Regions from separate parts of the Mus musculus genome. Here region 2 is linked to region 1. A link is a loop called in an ENCODE intact Hi-C map of the cell type or tissue named here. Cell type or tissue: gastrocnemius. All regions are shown on one strand. Links, peaks and the distances in the headings refer to the core of each region. The heading gives the core; the rest is flanking DNA.

Region 1 (5,000 bases), core at 1-5,000:
GGATTTGAACTCAGGACCTTCGGAAGAGCAGTCAGTGCTCTTAACCACTGAGCCATCTCACCAGCCCCTCATTTCCTTTTTAAAAGATAGGTCTTGCTTTATAGACCAGAATGATCATGATCTTGAACTCAAGACTTCCTGCGTTACTCTCCTAGATCCTGGGGTGACACAGGCACCCCACCATGCCTGCTTCTGCAGCTTTCTGGACTTTGTTTATTCCTTTTTAAGAAGAGGATCGTCTTGAGAGAGAGAGAAAGAAAAAGAGAGAAAGAAAGAGAAAGAGAGAGAGAGAGATCCCTATCTAGCCCCAGAACTTACTATGAAGACCAGGCTGGCCTCAAAATGATGAGGCCAGGTGTGGTTGCACACATCTTTAATCCCAGCACAGAGGCAGGTAAATCTCAGTGAGTTCGAGGCCATCCAGAGCCACACAGTGAGACCCTGTCTTGAAAAAATCAAATGCTGGTGTGCATAACCATACCCAGCTCTTTAATTATTAACCTTTGACTTTCCCCTCTCCCTCTCCCTCTCCCTCTCCCTCTCCTCCCCTCCCCTCCTCTTCCCTCCCCTCTTCCCTCCCCTCTTCCCTCCCCCTCCCCTCTTCCCTCCCCTCTTCCCTCCCCCTCCTCTCCTCTCTTCTCTTCTCTTAGCCAGGGTCTCATCATGTGGCTCTGACTGCTTTTGAATTCACAGAGACTCACCTGTCTCTGCCTTTTGGCTAAGACTTGATTTTTTTATTATTTTAATTAAAAAGTTTCATATTGCCAGCTACACCCAGCACTCAGGAGGCAGAGGGAGACAGATCTGAGTTCGAGGCCAGCCTGGTCTACAGAGTGAGTTCCAGGACAGCCAGGGCTACACAGAGAAACCCTGTCTCTGGGGTGGAATAAAAGCTTCATATTTCTCTTGCTTTCTGTTGCTGTGTGTGCCTTCAACACTTTCAGATGGATTTTCTGTTCCGCAATAATGAAAGCACACTTGATCCTGTCACAGACACATCTAGCACACATGTATTTTGGCTTGGACAACTTCATAGGGACTTCAGGTCTCAAAGCACAAACTGCTCAAAGCCTACCTTCACATGCGCACCACTTGCAGATTTCAGCGTTTTCCTGACGTTCTGGGTATAAACGTAAACAATCCTTTTACAGGGGTTTGGGACACCCTCGTTTTGTTTGACGTTTGTGTTGCAGGAAACCATGCAATGATCGTATGTTGAACGACTGAGCATTCTGAGTGCCCATAAGCGCCATCCCTGGAGGAGCGCTATTTACATTCCCAAATACAGAGGTAGACATAAAAGAGCATCTCTCAATTGTGAACACGATTGAAACTTGAGTTCCCACATTCACACAGAAGCATGCTCGGCACCAAGCAGCAGGCAGCGGTTCTGAATCGCACACAAGCTATGGTGGCAGAGCTGAGCATCTGCAACCGAGAGCAAATCCCGCTCTCAAAGCATCAAATGTTTGCTCTCCGGTTCTTTCCGAGTAAAGTCTGCTGACCCCTGCACCAACAGGGCTCTGGATGGACCCGAGTGCCACTCAAGTTAACAGCTCATCACTTTCAACGTGCCAAGCTGTGCCTGGGTGGGCGCAGAACTGCCCTGTAACAGGCCAATGGCCCAATAATGGTGAAAGGGAGGGGGGATCTCTCACATAGAAGAAACCGAGTTAGAAAAAATGAACTCCTCAAACACACAGAAGAACTCAAGAGTTCTTATATCTCTTGGATTCGGGGTCTGGTACTCACAGCCATGAAAAGAAGGACTGACTGCTTTACAAACGAGCAAAGCACGGCCACGCGTGGTGTGCTGACTCCATTCCCAGGAACGCGCTCTTTCTCCCAATTACAGCCAAAGCCAAGCACCTCAGCAAAGGCCTGTCCCCTCCACGGGCACGCCCATCATCTCTGCTCTATGAGTCGGAAATCCAATTACTGTTGGACGCATAAGAGACCGGACACTTGGACAACTAACTTGCCCGAGCATGCGCAGTCAGTACACAGAGCTGGAATTTGAAGCTAATTCAAGGCTACACCTGGGCTCAGGCTCTAAATGCCACCTCTGCCACTGCCTATTTTTATCACATGCTAAGGGTGAAAAGATGACCCTTGACGCCAGTGATTCCAGTTTCCTGCAGCTAGGTGCAGCCCTCAAGATGACAGGAAGCGGACCCAAGAGAAAGCCGCTTTGTGCCTGCACTGGGAAGGTGCATATCCACCAGGGGGCATCCCTGGTCTTTGCTGAAGATTCAGGCCACATTTGACACAATGCGAGTCAAAGAGGCTGGAACAGGTCAGCCTCCCTCAAGTTCCCTAAGAGTTCCACAGGGCAGAGAACCTGTTACTAAGCATCCACAAATCCTCTTCAGCTTCCTATTATGTCCAGCCCTGTACCTTAGCTTTGTTCAGGATCCAGCTGATGGGTTTCTCCCTAAGAGGAGGGGTACACAGTATCAGCATCAGAGCCCCAGAGGCTGCTGCACTTCAGCTGTACAGGCCAATCTTAGACTCTACATGTGTTAAGGAGCTCAAACATCCATGTAGGCAAGACAGTCATATGCATGAAATAAACAAACAAACAAAAATATAAAATAAAATACAGGGCTACAAAGAGAGACCCAGCCTCAAAGACAAAAACTGGGTGTGGTATTATATGCCATTATATCCAAGCACTTGGAAGGAAGAGGCAGTCAGGGCTACATAGAGAAACCGTATGTCAATAAAAAAAACCAAACAAACAAAGAAAATATGCTATATGCAATACTCTAAAAATTATTAAAATCTTTCTTACTCTAAACTACACAGAGGATGGGACAATATTAATCCCAATGTTTGGGAGCCAGAGACAGGTAGATCTCTGAGTTTGAAGCCAGCCTGCTCTATATAGGGAGTTCCAAGACAGCTATATAAGGCACACCCCAGAATGCACCTTGGATGCCTCTGGACACCTGGGACAATGCCAAGAGCCCTAGTTAAGGTTATGGTCCCATAGGCACCACAAACCCTATTCCTGGGTCCAGCTCCTGCCAGGGAAAGACATAGACTTAACTTTACTTCTTCAAAGAGTACACGAGTCAGATCTATAGATAAAAAGCAAGCAGCCTGGGGTTGAGTGGGCCAAGGAAGGACAGACTCAGCATTAGGACTACATTCCTGGGATTTCCCTTGGAAAACCACTGAGTGGGGTCGCGCATGCAGGACCTCTCTCAGGGCTGGCATACTGCATCACTACATACCACATACGCCATTACTCAGCTCATTTCCCATCAGTGTGACTGGGGTAAGTTGGATTGGAGGGATAAAGAGAGGCTTGAGGGGCCACTGGGGACAGGGCAACCTGTCAGTCAGCCGGAGCTGGCTGGCTGCACACCTGTAACCCCAGCACTCGAGAGGATAAAGAGTTTGAGGCCATCAGGTGCTACACAGTGAGATCCTGTCTCAAAAAATAATAATTTTTTTTTTTTCCTTTTCCCAGGCTGACACAAGTGCAAAAGAGCTGAGTCTCTGAGGAAGGGTCTTAGCATCAGAAAGGACAGTGTCCAAAGAGACAGAAAAGGCAACTGAGTCACAGTTAGAACCAGGTGACAAGGACAGGCTGCCCCTGGAACCCAAGCAAGGTACATCTATGTTATAAACCTGACCTTAGGTTCCCAAGTCAAAGGGCTACAGGGGAATTTTTTAACCCAGAACAAAGCCTGAAGTTCATAAGTGGCCCCATTCCTCTGCTCTCTCCCATCTCTCTGGGCCTCATGGGCTAGCTGGGCTCACACATGGCAGACAAACCCAACCGACTGCAGCTGCAGAAATCAATCCATAGCCCTGTGGCCCCTGGTCTGAATGAAGGCTCCTCAGTCAGTACCAAGAGCCCTGAGCTCATAGCCAGAAGGAGGCTGCTCAAAGTCACACTGAAGCTAACAGGAAGCACATATAGGAACTGACCCCAAACTCTCATGAGCACTACCCTTTAGAAGCAACGCAGATATGTTCCACATGACAGCTCCGACATACTATTAATCACCAGGAGGCTTCAGAGCTGGTTTTTATGCTGCTTCCAACGTACCCACTCATGCAGCTCACGTGAGTAACATTTATCAAATGAGACATTAAGTAGGGGTTCATACCCTCCTCTGCTCCAGTTTCCACCAAGTGAGGCCTCAGGTAAACCTCTTTGGGCCTCAGGTTTCTCATCTATCTGTAAAATGGGAATACTAGGACCACCCTCTTGCCCTGATAGAATTATCAAAAGCACTTGGTAAAAGCCCAATAGTGGGGCTCCCAGAAAGACCCTGCTCCAAACTGAAGAGTGTAGGAAATGAGTCCAGGGCAATACTGTGTGACTCGGGACAGGTCTCCGTAGATCTAGTCATCTGTAAAGTAAGGTAAATCCAAAATCTTCTGTGCACTCATCCTGAAACCTCTGCAAATGTTCTCCAGGACTGTCCCCCTGCCTCAAGATCCTTGCCTTTCTGGACACCATGCCAAAGACATAATTCCAAGGCAGGCCAGGCAGCTCAATGGATAAAGGCATTTCCCGTCAAACCAGACAATCCGAGTTTGATCCTTGGAATGAATCCACCACATAAGAGAGAGAATTTTGCTCTGACCTCCATATATCCAAACGCATACACACAAACATATAAAATTTAAAAGGTTAAAAAGAAAAGACACAAACCAGACAGACAAACCCAATCTAAATGCAACCAGTCAAGGAAATCAGAGAAAGCAACAAGGAAGTTTTCTAGATGACGGCTGGGAGCCAGCAACAACACTTGTGCAGAGGTTATAAAAACAGACCATAGGAGAGCAATCTCTGCACTTCAGAAACCGGGGCAGGAGGACCACCACAAATTCAAGGCTATCCTGGGCTTAAAGGGTAAAAATTGAAACAAAAACCCTCTGTGTTCAGGAAGGTTCGAGCACAGTCTTGGGCCTTTTACTTGTTGGCTGCTTGGTCAGGAACAAACTACTCTGAAGCCTCGGGTGTTTTCTCACATGGT
Region 2 (11,702 bases), core at 3,885-8,884, 200 kb after region 1:
AAAGACTTAAATCAAGGCCTCAGAATTTCATACAAACACTAAGACCAAAAATCCTAAAAAATAATGGTATTGTCTCTTAAAACTTCTCCATTAACTTAAAAATAAAAAAAAGAGCTTTAAACTCACGTGCCTTACAGGTTATCAAATGAATTTAGAATTAACAAACATAGCCGGGCGTGGTGGCGCACGCCTTTAATCCCAGCACTCGGGAGGCAGAGGCAGGCGGATTTCTGAGTTCGAGGCCAGCCTGGTCTACAAAGTGAGCTCCAGGACAGCCAGGGCTACACAGAGAAACCCTGTCTCGAAAAACCAAAAAAAAAAAAAAAAAAAAAAAAAAAAGAATTAACAAACATGCCAAATGTATCACTTTAATTGTAGACGCAGCTCCTATAGTTTTACAAAAAAGCATGTTTTTTCAACATGCATCAACAGTGTTCAATGTATGTATAAGAGCAACATTTAACATAATTCAACTGCTTTAACCTAAATACACTTACTGCTTACGTACATCCTACAGTAACTAGAGAAAAGCTAGGAATTAAGTTTAACAGTTCCAGTTCACTCGGCTTTGCTCTATCATCCTAGATGACTGCTATGTTCAACATTGAACCTTCTTTGAGCGATGCCAATGTTCACTTAAGAGCAGGCATAAAACCACAAGGCTGGATGGATTGCAAAATCTGTTAAACTGAGGGGTTTTAAAAAAAATTTCTTTTTGACCAAGATCCCGACCCCGTCTTAACCGCATCACCACCCTGTCTTGCAGCCCAACTGCTACGCCAAGGTGATCACGGTGGAGTCCCAGAAGAAGATCGTCATCTACTCTAAGCAGCACATCAACGTCAACGAGGAGATCACGTACGACTACAAGTTCCCGATCGAAGATGTCAAGATCCCCTGCCTCTGTGGCTCCGAGAACTGCCGGGGGACCCTCAATTAGTCCCCGCGTGCCAAAGGCCGAGGATGTCAGCCGTAGCCCAGGAGAACCCTCGCTCGCCCTGGGCCAGGCTCCACACACACCCCCACCCACTTCAGGTGCTGTCCTTATCCCCAGCAGCCGCACTAGGGCCTGGCGCCCCCAACACTATCCCAGGACCCACCCGCAGCCCCAGCCCCGCAGCGGGAAAGGGCTTCTCTGTCTCTCCACCTGCGTCTTTCCGTTTTTATAGATGCTCTTCGCACGCAGGCTTTGTATCCTTATGTATCTGGCTTTCCATTCTCCCTCCGTCCGTCTGTCCGTCCGTCCGTCTGTCTTCCCTCCCTGGCTCTGGCCTCAGTCATTTCCCCCACCCCTGAGAATGCTGCTCTGTGGTGTTGTGTCTCCTCTTTATTTTCTTCCTTGTCCGAAGAAAAGACATTTTTTTTTAACCGTTGAAAATGTGAAGGCAGAATCAGAGGTGGAGCCCTGTGGGGAATCCGGAGGCCTCAGTGAAACTGGGTGTGGGCCCAGGGTCCAGGCTGACCTTGGACTAGGTGCTGCAGGAGGAGGGGGCCTCCCGCGGCCTCAACCTCAGAACACTACAGACCCGCAAGGCCCCTACCTGCCCGTCGATGCAGCGAGCAGACCCCACAGTTTCTCCCGGCCTGTTCCCCAGTCCCTGACCCCCACCCCCCGTGGTTGAGGGTGCCCCTTTCCCTTTGGTAGACCCTGGGGGAGCCAAGCTGGTCCCAGACAGGAACTTCCTCCTTGGGGACTCCCAGCTGCCCTACCTACTCCCCCCCCCACCCCCCCAATCCTTGGGTTCAATGTTTACTTTCTCATTCGGATGCCAGCAACGATGGAGCCTCCCAGGGTGTCCCCAGTGCGGTGGGGGCGCTGGGAAGGGTGTTTCCACTCTCGGCAGCCTTGGCCCTGCCCAGGTGTAGAGGGTGCCAGGGCCCTGAGGGCCTCCCCCAAGCCCTGCCATTACGGGTTTGTCCGACCGTACGCATGTGACATTTTTTGTTGTTGATAAGCTTCGCCCCATTACCCTAACCCCCACACCCATGTCACCCTGCTGGAGGCCCCCACCCAGGAGGCCAGGGCGTATTTATTTCCATAGCGAGCAGGTTGTTTCTCCTAGAGAAAGGAAGATGGTCTTGGAAATGATATTAAAATTCAGATCTCCATCTTGGACAGCTCCTGCCCCCACCCCACCCCATCCTCTTCAGGGTTAATTTCCATGAATTTTTTTTTTTCTCGTGTATAAAATCAAACTGAAGGGAAGAAAATTATTATTTTGGCGTTCCGAACCAATCCCTGTAGATAGACTGCCATAACAGACTACTTTTTTCTTGGGAACTTTGTTTCTTGTAGAAACAAGTGGGAAGACTTTTTTTTTCCTTCTCTCATTTCTTTGTACTTAAAAAAAAAAAAAAAAAAAAAAAAAGCAAACCAACAACAACAAAAAGACACACACAGTAACAGCAAGTCCCATCCACCCCCCCAACCCCCCAGAAAGCAAAGCAGACATGTAAATATTTCTGGACCGTGACTGTTGTGACCCAGAGTCCTCACCAAGATGAAGTGCTCCGGGTGGGACTGACCTCACCCGTGGACCAGGTGGCAGGAGCCTCTTGGTACCTCAGCTTGTGTCAAGCTTTCTTATCATGTAAATTCTGTACAAAGAATTGTTTTTTCCCTTTCTCTCTCTCTCTCTCTCTTTCTCTCTCTCTCTCTCTCTCTCTCTCTCTCTCTCTCTCTCTCTCTGTCGTTGGTGGTTTTGTTGTGGTTTTTCTCTTTTTTTTTTTCCCCTTTTTTAATTTTCCACAGGCCCTCTGTGTTTGAGACTGTGCCCACAGGCCCTCTGTGTTTGAGACTGTGCCCACAGGCCCGTCTGAAGGTTGAGAGGATTATTTCGATTGGCAATTAAGACACAAGGGGCACCTGGTGGGCACAGCGCCCACCTACTCTTCCATATGCAGTTGTCTGCATAATTGTGCAAATGAGAAAAAAAAGATTTATTTTTCACAAGAAGAAATGTGTAGCGTGTAGAGATGGCTTAATTTGAGTTCCTCGGGCAGGCCGGCTCGCTGGGGGCTTTCTTCATCTTCCCTACTGACCCCCATCACAAAGGGATGAAGATGCCCAGATGCCAGGGAAGGGCTGCTTGGTCCCTGGCAGGGCCTCACTGAGCCCCGTCACGGGATCCGCATGCATTAACCTTGACTTGAGTTTAGGGTGAGGTGTTGAGCTAACCCTTCCCCAAGCCCCTGGCTTCTCCACCCCCACCCCCAGCATCCCAGGAAGGGTATGCAATACTCCTGATCTGTGGGCCCATTTTTCTTTGAAAGCTTTTGTTTTCATTGAGTAGATCTCTTGCTTTTGAAGGGTCAGGGGTTTCTGATTTTTTTTTTTCCTCCCTCTCCCTGCCCCTGCAAAGAAGAGAACCAATAAATTTTAGGGTTGTCTGTGCGTATAGACTCTGTCATCTGTATGTAACTTGTTTTTGAAGAGAAATGTTTCCGTTGTGGGTGTGTCTTGCTGTAAATATTTGTTCATACTTTTGTGAATTCAATACTATGTACCATTGTATTATAGTAACTTTTATAAAGCAAACCATAAATATACTGACTTTTCTTACAGCTACGCCGTCTCTCTTGCTCTCCCCCCCAGCCCCCCACCCCTGGCCCCTTCTCTGTGGTGAAAGTGCACCCTAGTCATGAGGGTGGATTGGCCAAGCTCAGGAACTGGAGGGGAAGGGGAGCTAGACCACTCAGAACATTGGGGGTTTGTTTGCTTTTGAGATTGTTTTATTCCCTAGCCCAGGCTGGCCTAGAATTTCTGTCTCCTGGCCTCTGCCTCCTAAAGTGCAGGGGCTGTAATCAAGAGCTACCACGCCAGACTGCCCATTTGGTCTCCACTTGATTTTGCCCTAAGTCTCAGGGTTAGAGGTTGGTTGTAAATTCTGACCCTGTCAGTGAGTTCTGAACTGAGACAGACTATAGTCAAGCTAGACGCCCCACCAGTTTTGGTTGGTTTGGTTTGGCTTGGTTTGGTTTTTTTCGAGACAGGGTTTCTCTGTGTAGCCCTGGCTGTCCTGGAACTCGCTATGTAGACCAGGCTAGCCTTGAACTCAGAAATCCCTCTGCCTCTGCCTCTGCCTCCCACATGCTGGGATTATAGGCGTGTGCCACCATGCCTGGCTTATTTTGTTTTGTTTTTTTAAGAGAAAAATTTTTTCTAGATAATTTTTCTTAAGCACTTTCTTAGGTATCTGGAGCAGCTGATGCTCTGTAATTAAGCAAAAATCGGTGTCATAGGCCTGTCATTCCAGTGACTCCAGAGGTGTCATAGGCCTGTCATTCCAGTGACTCCAGAGGCTGAGGCAGGAAGATCACAAGTTCAAAGCATGAGCTATGAACCTAAGCAACTTAGTGAGATGCTGCCTCAAGATAAACAGTATCAAAGCAGGCTGGGAAGTTGGCAAGATGAGACAGCGGGTAAAGGTGTGTTCCACCAAACCTCCTGACTTGAGTGTGATTCCCTAGAACTCAGGTGTCGGAAGGAGAGAATTGACTCCTGCAAATTGTCTTCTGACCTCCCCAGGTATGCTGTGGCCTGTTCTGGGTAATGGGGTTGGTCTCCAGGGCGGGGGTGGGGGTGTCTCTGAGAAGACAAACCCAGAACGAGGCTGGGCACGGTGGCACAGACAGAGCCAGTGAGCTAGATCAAGAACAGTCAAGCTGGATGTGACCTGAGCTTAGTTCTCAGAGCAAAAGGGGAGGGCAGGCTCCCGAGAGTTACCCTCTAGTCTTAAAATGCACAGCGGTGTGTGCCTACCCATCCACATCACACACAATAATAAAAATTAAAAACCCAGACCAACCTGGGCATAAAGCCAAGCGAGGTGATTCGTGCCTGTGATCCTAGCACCTGGGGATGCAGAAGAGGCAGGAAGATTTTTGAGTTTCAAGGCCAGCCTAGGCTACAAATTTAAGCCTAATTCATGTGACATAGTAATGGCCAATGTTTTAAGTGTGTTCGGTGTGAAAGCAGGAGAGAGAGAGAGAGAGAGAGAGCAAGCAGGCTCTCCTAGGAGACCCGTATTTTCTCCATTCATTAGATGTGGCCACAGGCACTGAGGGTAATCAGTCTGTCCAGCCAGGGTCACCAGGGTCATCTAGCTAGCAGGTAGCTGGTGTGGGATGTGGCCCAGACAACTGCAGGGTGAAAGGTGTGTGCGAAGGTGCCCATGTCTTAGCACCAAGGGCAAGGCCACAGACAAGGGTGTCTTTGTAAGAACCAAAACCCCCAAGTGTGTCTGTGAAATGGCTCAGCTCTCTAAAATGCTAGCTCAAGTACAGCATGACGGCACATGCGTGTAACTCTAGCATCCGCAAGGCGGGATCCAGTGGGATTTAGCTACTGAGCTGCCTGGTCTACATAGAGCGTTCTGAACTGGCCAACCGGGGCTTCACGGCTGTCTCAAAACAACCAAAACCAAAACAACAACAACAACAAATACTGACTCTCTGGTTTAAAGTCATACAGACAAAATATGTCCAGATGTGGCCCACAAGCTGCGGGCTGCAACCTTCTAGGTTAGAGAAATGTTTTTGCATGAGTCATGGAAATAGGGAGGTGTTTTTGCATCGGCTGCAGCCTGATCTGCTTCATTTTCTCCCACATTCTTTGTTTTTGTTTTGTTTTGTTTTGAATCTCAGCACGTCACAGAGACTGTCTTCAAACATCTGATCCTCCTGCCTCATCCTCTGGAGTGCTGAGATCCCAAGCATGCACCACCCTACCTAGCTTATTTCCCCGGTTTCTTAGTTCATGATCTTTGAAGCCCTGACTTTTCCTCTATTTGGAAACAAAACAAAACAAACCAGAATAGAAACCATCTGGATTCTCCCCCATGATACCGATACCACTTTGGATATATATATTTTTTTTTCCTTACAGAGATCAAAGTGTGCCTAGTTTTGCCATGGCGTGATACCAAACACCTTTGAGTCCCAGCCCTCTGGGAGATGGAGACAGAGGCAAGCCGAACTAGAGTTACAGGTTAGCCTGATCTACATAGCAAGGCCAGCCTGGGCAACACACTTAGCCCTCACCCCACCCCACCCCCAATCTCAAAAATAAAGTGAGCCTAACTTTAAATTGACTGCGGCTCAGGGAAGAGTGTTAGATTAAAACAAAAGGAAAAGGGAGCAAAGCCCCGCTCTGTCCCTGGTGCTGATGATGATAGACCCTCTTGGGTGGTAAGGTATGCTCAGTCTCTGGCCATTAACACTCTTCCCGGTTGCCTTATGTTTTTGTTGTTTTGTTTTGTTTTTCAAGCAAGTATGCACAAGGCGTGAGGAAACGCAGCTGTGAGGTTTGGGGGTTAGGGGGACTGGTGATTGCCACACTCAGGATGCAGGGCAGGAGAGGCTCAGAACCACTCGGGTCTGGGCTCTATCATACACACCAGGAACAACAATGCCTTGAGATTGCTGAGGAAGGACACCAACCCTAAAGTCCTTTGACCTCTTCCATGTGTTCCGAGTGATGCCATTAAGGAGGGCTCATCTTTAAAGGTTTTAAAGCCATCAGATGAAACGCTGCCACACTCCAACCCACCGCAGGACCCAGTTTGTTGTTTTTGTCTTTCTAGGATGGATCATACGGGCAGGGTCCCACTTAGTAAAAGTTCTTGCACCCTGCACCTGCATTCCCCATAGGGGCCTCAGTCAGCTTAGCGGTCTTGGTCTCCCCCTGGCGGCTAAGTGACGCCACTGCTCCTTGCGGGGCCCAAACACAAGACACAAACTTGGACCTGGGAGGGTAGCTTTACTCAGCAGGGAGGACTCAGGCAAGGCGGACTCTTGTAATAGAGGGGGCGTGGCCATGACGTGGGTGGAGCCCTGAGGTTCAGCCTTTCAGCCAGTTGGAGATGACTGATGTGTCCAGCACTTTGCGTGGTCCATGTGTGGATGGGGGCTTACATTCCAGACCTCACACCATTGGGCTCCAGGTCAGTGAGGTTGCCCCGTAGGGCTTGCTCCTCCTCGAACGCCTTGAACAGAGAGTTGAAGTTGCCCGCTCCAAAGCCCTGTGGCGTTGAGAGAAGGCGCGTGTGAGCTGGGTAAGATTTCGCAGGCAGCTGATGCTATCCTCTGGGTGCAAGCCGTACCTGGTGGTTGTGACGTTGAATGACTTCCAGGAAGAGTGTGGGCCGGTCCTGCATGGGCTTGGTGAAGATCTGTAGGAGGTAGCCTTTCTCGTCATAGTCGACTAGGATATGCAGCTCCTGGGAGGGAGACAGTGGGCTCTGTTAAAGGAAGGTAAACTGGACCTTGTGGAATCCTTGTGGGAGCCTTGGAAAGTGTAAAGGCTACTGCACCACCAAAGCCAATAAAAGACTCCTTTCTCCAGCTTTCTCCAAATATGCCCTCAGTCTAACCCACCCCCACGGCCATTCCAGCTTAGGGTCTGGCCTTTCTCCTAGAGCCCCCCTCCCCCCATTAGATGGCACGTAAGTGGAAACCCGGACTTTTTTCTTTGTTGCTGAGGAGAGTGTAAAAAAAAAAAAAGCCCGCTGCATCTAGTTTGGAAAAACAGCCCGGGAGTTTCTCCGAATGTTAAAACGTGTCGTCCACTCCAGAAATGGCTCAGTGGGTAAGAGCACTTGCTGCTCTCACAGAGAGTTTGACTGTGGGTTCACACACACACACACACACACACACACACACACACACCCAGCAGCTCACAGCCATTTGTAACAGCTGGAGGGGCTCTATACTCTCCTCTGGCCTCCTCCAGCACGTGGCCTGTGTACACACAGAGACACACACTCATGTACACTTTGTTGACCCAGGCCAGCCTGGTCTACAAAGTGATTCCTGGCCAGCCAGGGCGAGTATACAGTGAGACCCTGTCTCACAAATTTTAAAAAAGTTAACGTATTCCACGTGGCTTCTGTGCTAGTAAAAGCTGTCCCAAATAAAGCCAAGGCTGGGAGACGGCTCAGTGGTTGAAGCAGGTGTGAGATCAGAGCTCCAAGCCCTGGACCCCGTGTAAGTGTGAGGCTGCTGTGGTGACCCCTCTGTAAGTCTAGCTTCAGAAAGCAGAGATGGGGGAGGGGCCACTGGAGAGAAGGCCTAGCAGTTAAGAACACTTGCTACTCTTCCAGAGGACCCAAGTTTGGTTCCCAACACCCACGTCAGGCAGCTTTTTTACAACCACCTGTAATTCCAAGTGTAGAGGATCTGATGCCTCTGGCCTCTGTGGCCACTGGCACGCATGTGCAAACATCCACACATAGACACACTCACAAATATTTTAAGAAGAAAGAAAGGAAGGAAGGAAGGAAGGAAGGAAGGAAGGAAGGAAGGAAGGAAGCCAAGATTGGTCACATCAGTAAGCTCTGGGTTTGATTGGGGGTGACCCTGCCTCGGTGAATAAGTTGGAAGATCAAGGATGATTTCGAACACCAGCATTGGGCCTCCACAGGCAGACAGACAGACATACACACTCAGACTCATATGTGTGCACATACATATACATACCACAGAGAGAAAGAGAGAAAGAAAAATTAAAAATTTAAAAATTAAGAAAACAAAAACAGCCAGGTGTGGTAGCATTCGCCTTTAATCCCAGCACTCGGGAGGCAGAGGCAGGCGGATTTCTGAGTTCCAGGCCAGCCCTGTCTACAGAGTGAGTTCCAGGACAGCCAGGGCTACACAGAGAAACCCTGCTTCAAACAAAATAAAACAAAACAAAAATACAAAACAAAAACTCAATTAAATAAATGATAAAATGAGATGAAGAAACCTCCCAATGGTTTCTAGCCAAAGAAGAGAAATGGCCAGAATTATAAATAGCTGTAAGAATAATTGGCCTTGGGGGCTGGAGAGATGGCTCAGCGGTTAAGAGCACTGACTGCTCTTCTGAGTGGCCCTGAGTTCAATTCCCAGCAACCACATGGTGGCTCACAACCATCCGTAATGAGATCTGACGCCCTCTTCTGGTGTGTCTGAAGACAGCGACAGTGTGCTTACATATAATAAATAAATCTTTAAAAACAAAAAAAAATTGGCCTCAGACAAGCTGCCTGGCCTCTGTCACACTTGAGATGTGTCCGTCTTTCTGTCTCTCGCATACTTGAAGGCTGTGCCTGCCTCAGGGCCTTAGCACAGTTTACTCTCTTCTCCTATAGATTTCAGTTAAAGCCACCCATCAGCCTTTATCTGTTCCTCTCTGCAAAGCGGCCTCAAGTGGTCTGCTGTAACTCTCCGCATGGTACCAACTCTGTGTGTGGCCCAGTGAACCCGGGGTTCTTGTTCTTCTAGTTAAGCATTGAGCTGAGCCTCACCTCCAGGACGTCCATGCTCTCTTTCACCTGGATCTTGGCTGACTTGAGATTCTCCCGAAGCAGTTTGTAGTAAGAAGATGGGGCGGCCAAGAACTCCGTGCCTCGCTCCCTCAAGTGGCGGATCTGTCATGCAGCAGGGTCAAGGTCAGCTTGTTCAACTGCTGTCACCAGGAGGAGCAACAAGGGCAGGAGGTAGCAGAGTCCCTATCCACGTTCTGTCAGGATACCTTCTCCCTATTTGTCTCTACTTCACAGACTACTAGTGATGGCTCTCACTTATAGAATGTACACTGTGTGCCTGCCTTTCTGTGCGCTGCTGGGGAAACTGAGGCAGGCATCGATCTATGTCTGTCTCAGTACAGAAGCCGGAGTGACATTAAATCAAGTGTGCCTCTTCTCTGCCTAGCCCAGGATGATGTCACACATCAGTGTCAAAATTTAAGGTCCCATCCATGGCCTTGACCACTTGCTCCCGTTCCCACTTCTTCCTGTCCCTTTCCCTTACTCTGTCTGAGCTACACCCTTCCTGTCTCTGTAACCTTCCTGGCTTTCTCATCTTTGTCTTGGTGGTCATCCCTTCTGCCTGGGGAACTCTCCCCATTTATGTATATATCTCTCCTCAAATGCCTTCTCTTTCATGTGGCCCTCTGTCCCCGTTAGATTTAGGTCAACTTGACACAGGCTTGGAGTCATTATAGAAGAGGGAACCTCAACCGAGAGAACACCTCCCTTAGATGAGACCGTAAGCAAGCCTGTAGGGTGTTTTCATAATTAGTGATTGATGGGAGAGGGCCCCGCCCACTGTGGGTGATGCCATCCTGGGCTGCAGGTCCTGAGGTGTAGAAAAAAGCAGGCTGAGCAAGCCAGGGAGAGCAAGCCAGTAAGCAGCATCCCTCCATGGCCTCTGCATCCACTTGTGTCTCCAGGTTCCTGCCCTGTTTGAGTTCCTGTCCTGACTTCCTTTGATGATGAACAGTGATTGGATGCCTAAACCAAATAAACCCTTTCCTCTCCTAGTTGCTTTGCTCCCCGTGTTTCTTCACAGCAATAGAAACCCTGACTAAGACGACACCCTCCTGATCAGCCTTCTTCTCCATCCTCTCTCACTTCCCAGCTTTTGCCCCAACTCGTTGTCTCTCTTTCAGACCAGGACTGAATTAGCCTTCCTGAAGGCTGCATCCATAGGGAAGGCATGTTTAATCTGGCCAAAAGGACATACGTAGTAGTCTTGTAGTCTAATCTTATTTTTAGAGAAAGGTTCACTGAAGCCCAGAGAAGGCACTGAGTTCCCTGGGGCACACAGCAAAATACCAGCGGAGCCTGGACCAGACCTCAGGCTTGCTTGCCCTTGGGACTGGATTGTTCTGCAGAATGAGCTTCCCCAGCATGGTGGGGGGTAACTGTGTGAGTTTGTGGGAGAGGAAAGGGACGCCCCATCATCCTTCCAGGGGGACTGCCACCACCCGCTACTCTCATCGGCAGAGACTGTCCCTGCGGCTAATAAACCAGAGGGCACTTGGGCCAGACACAGGGTTCTTACTGCTGTGATGATGTCTTCCGTCTTGAGAGCGATGTGCTGGACCCCAGCACCCCCATTATAGTCCACATATTCCTGGGAGGAGGGGAAACAAAGAAGGAGACCACTATCATTTATCCATCTGACCGTTTATCATTGATCGCTCAGACCTATGCTCTCTCAGAGCCCGCAAGCCTCCCTCCCCGTTGTTGTCTCCTACCCCACCTGGATCTGAGACTTCTTCCTGCCCGGAGCTGGCTCGTTGATGGGCATTTTGATGGATTCCTCGTAGTTGGTCACCACAATGGAGCGCAGAGAGCTGTACTCCGTGTGCACCTGCGTGTCGTCCACGGACCAGAACCGGTGGAACTGCAGGTTTTTCAGGTACCTGCAGAGTGGCCAGGGGCACACCCCCTGAGTGCCTGCGGAGACCTTCCCACCCTCTTCCCATCTCCACCATTGAGCATACACCCGTTACACAGGATCCTCAAAAAAGTGACATCATGCACACCACAGATTTGTACTTTTGACGATTTTAAGCGGAAGGGAAGTGTTTTGTAACAAAATGTAGGTTGCAACCCGATGCTTCGTGCGACAGTCGGGTGTTTGCTTCTGATTTAGATGAGGGCGATGTCGCTGTGATTCTAACTCAAATGTGCTCCTGAGCTCTTTTTAAATGCCACTGTGATATTTTGAAAAGCTAGGATTCCCCTCTCCCCCAAAAGGCTGGGCTTTAGCTCAGTGGTAGACCGCTTTTGTAGCTGGCTCTGCTGTGCCAAGTTCATGTCCCAGGTTAACAAGGTTAATGTGGTGCAAGGAGTGGGCTTTGCCGGGTGCGAGTGGGTTAGTTCTCAATCGTTGGGTAATTCTCATGAGTCTTCTCGGGGATTAGGTTTGCTCTC

The links. Peaks named below come from ENCODE experiments on the same cell type or tissue, not always from the same donor. Only the 100,000 strongest peaks of a DNase experiment are listed, where the experiment ranks them.
Region 2: it touches region 1 in a loop (2.6-fold over the local background); 10 of 42 quality-filtered maps call a loop at or near these places.

The regions. Positions count from the first base shown.
Region 1 is chr5:122,966,314-122,971,313 of GRCm38, forward strand. The region is part of intron 4 of Kdm2b (lysine (K)-specific demethylase 2B); the gene reads right to left. Among named protein-coding and RNA genes, the nearest start is that of Kdm2b, 20 kb to the right of the region's middle. In gastrocnemius, for the core only: a CTCF peak has its summit at 2,221 (motif pointing right); a DNase peak (open chromatin) is centred at 2,225; H3K27ac peaks cover 798 bases.
Region 2 is chr5:123,165,067-123,176,768 of GRCm38, forward strand. It overlaps Hpd (4-hydroxyphenylpyruvic acid dioxygenase), which reads right to left. Exons shown (of 14, transcript NM_008277.3): 10 at 11,026-11,188; 11 at 10,825-10,896; 12 at 9,285-9,407; 13 at 7,104-7,220; 14 at 6,741-7,022. The coding sequence ends at 6,912. Setd1b (SET domain containing 1B) reads left to right here. Exons shown (of 17, transcript NM_001040398.2): 17 at 767-3,564. The coding sequence ends at 940. Among named protein-coding and RNA genes, the nearest start is that of Hpd, 12 kb to the right of the region's middle. In gastrocnemius, for the core only: no CTCF peak of the experiment used is centred there; a DNase peak (open chromatin) is centred at 6,716.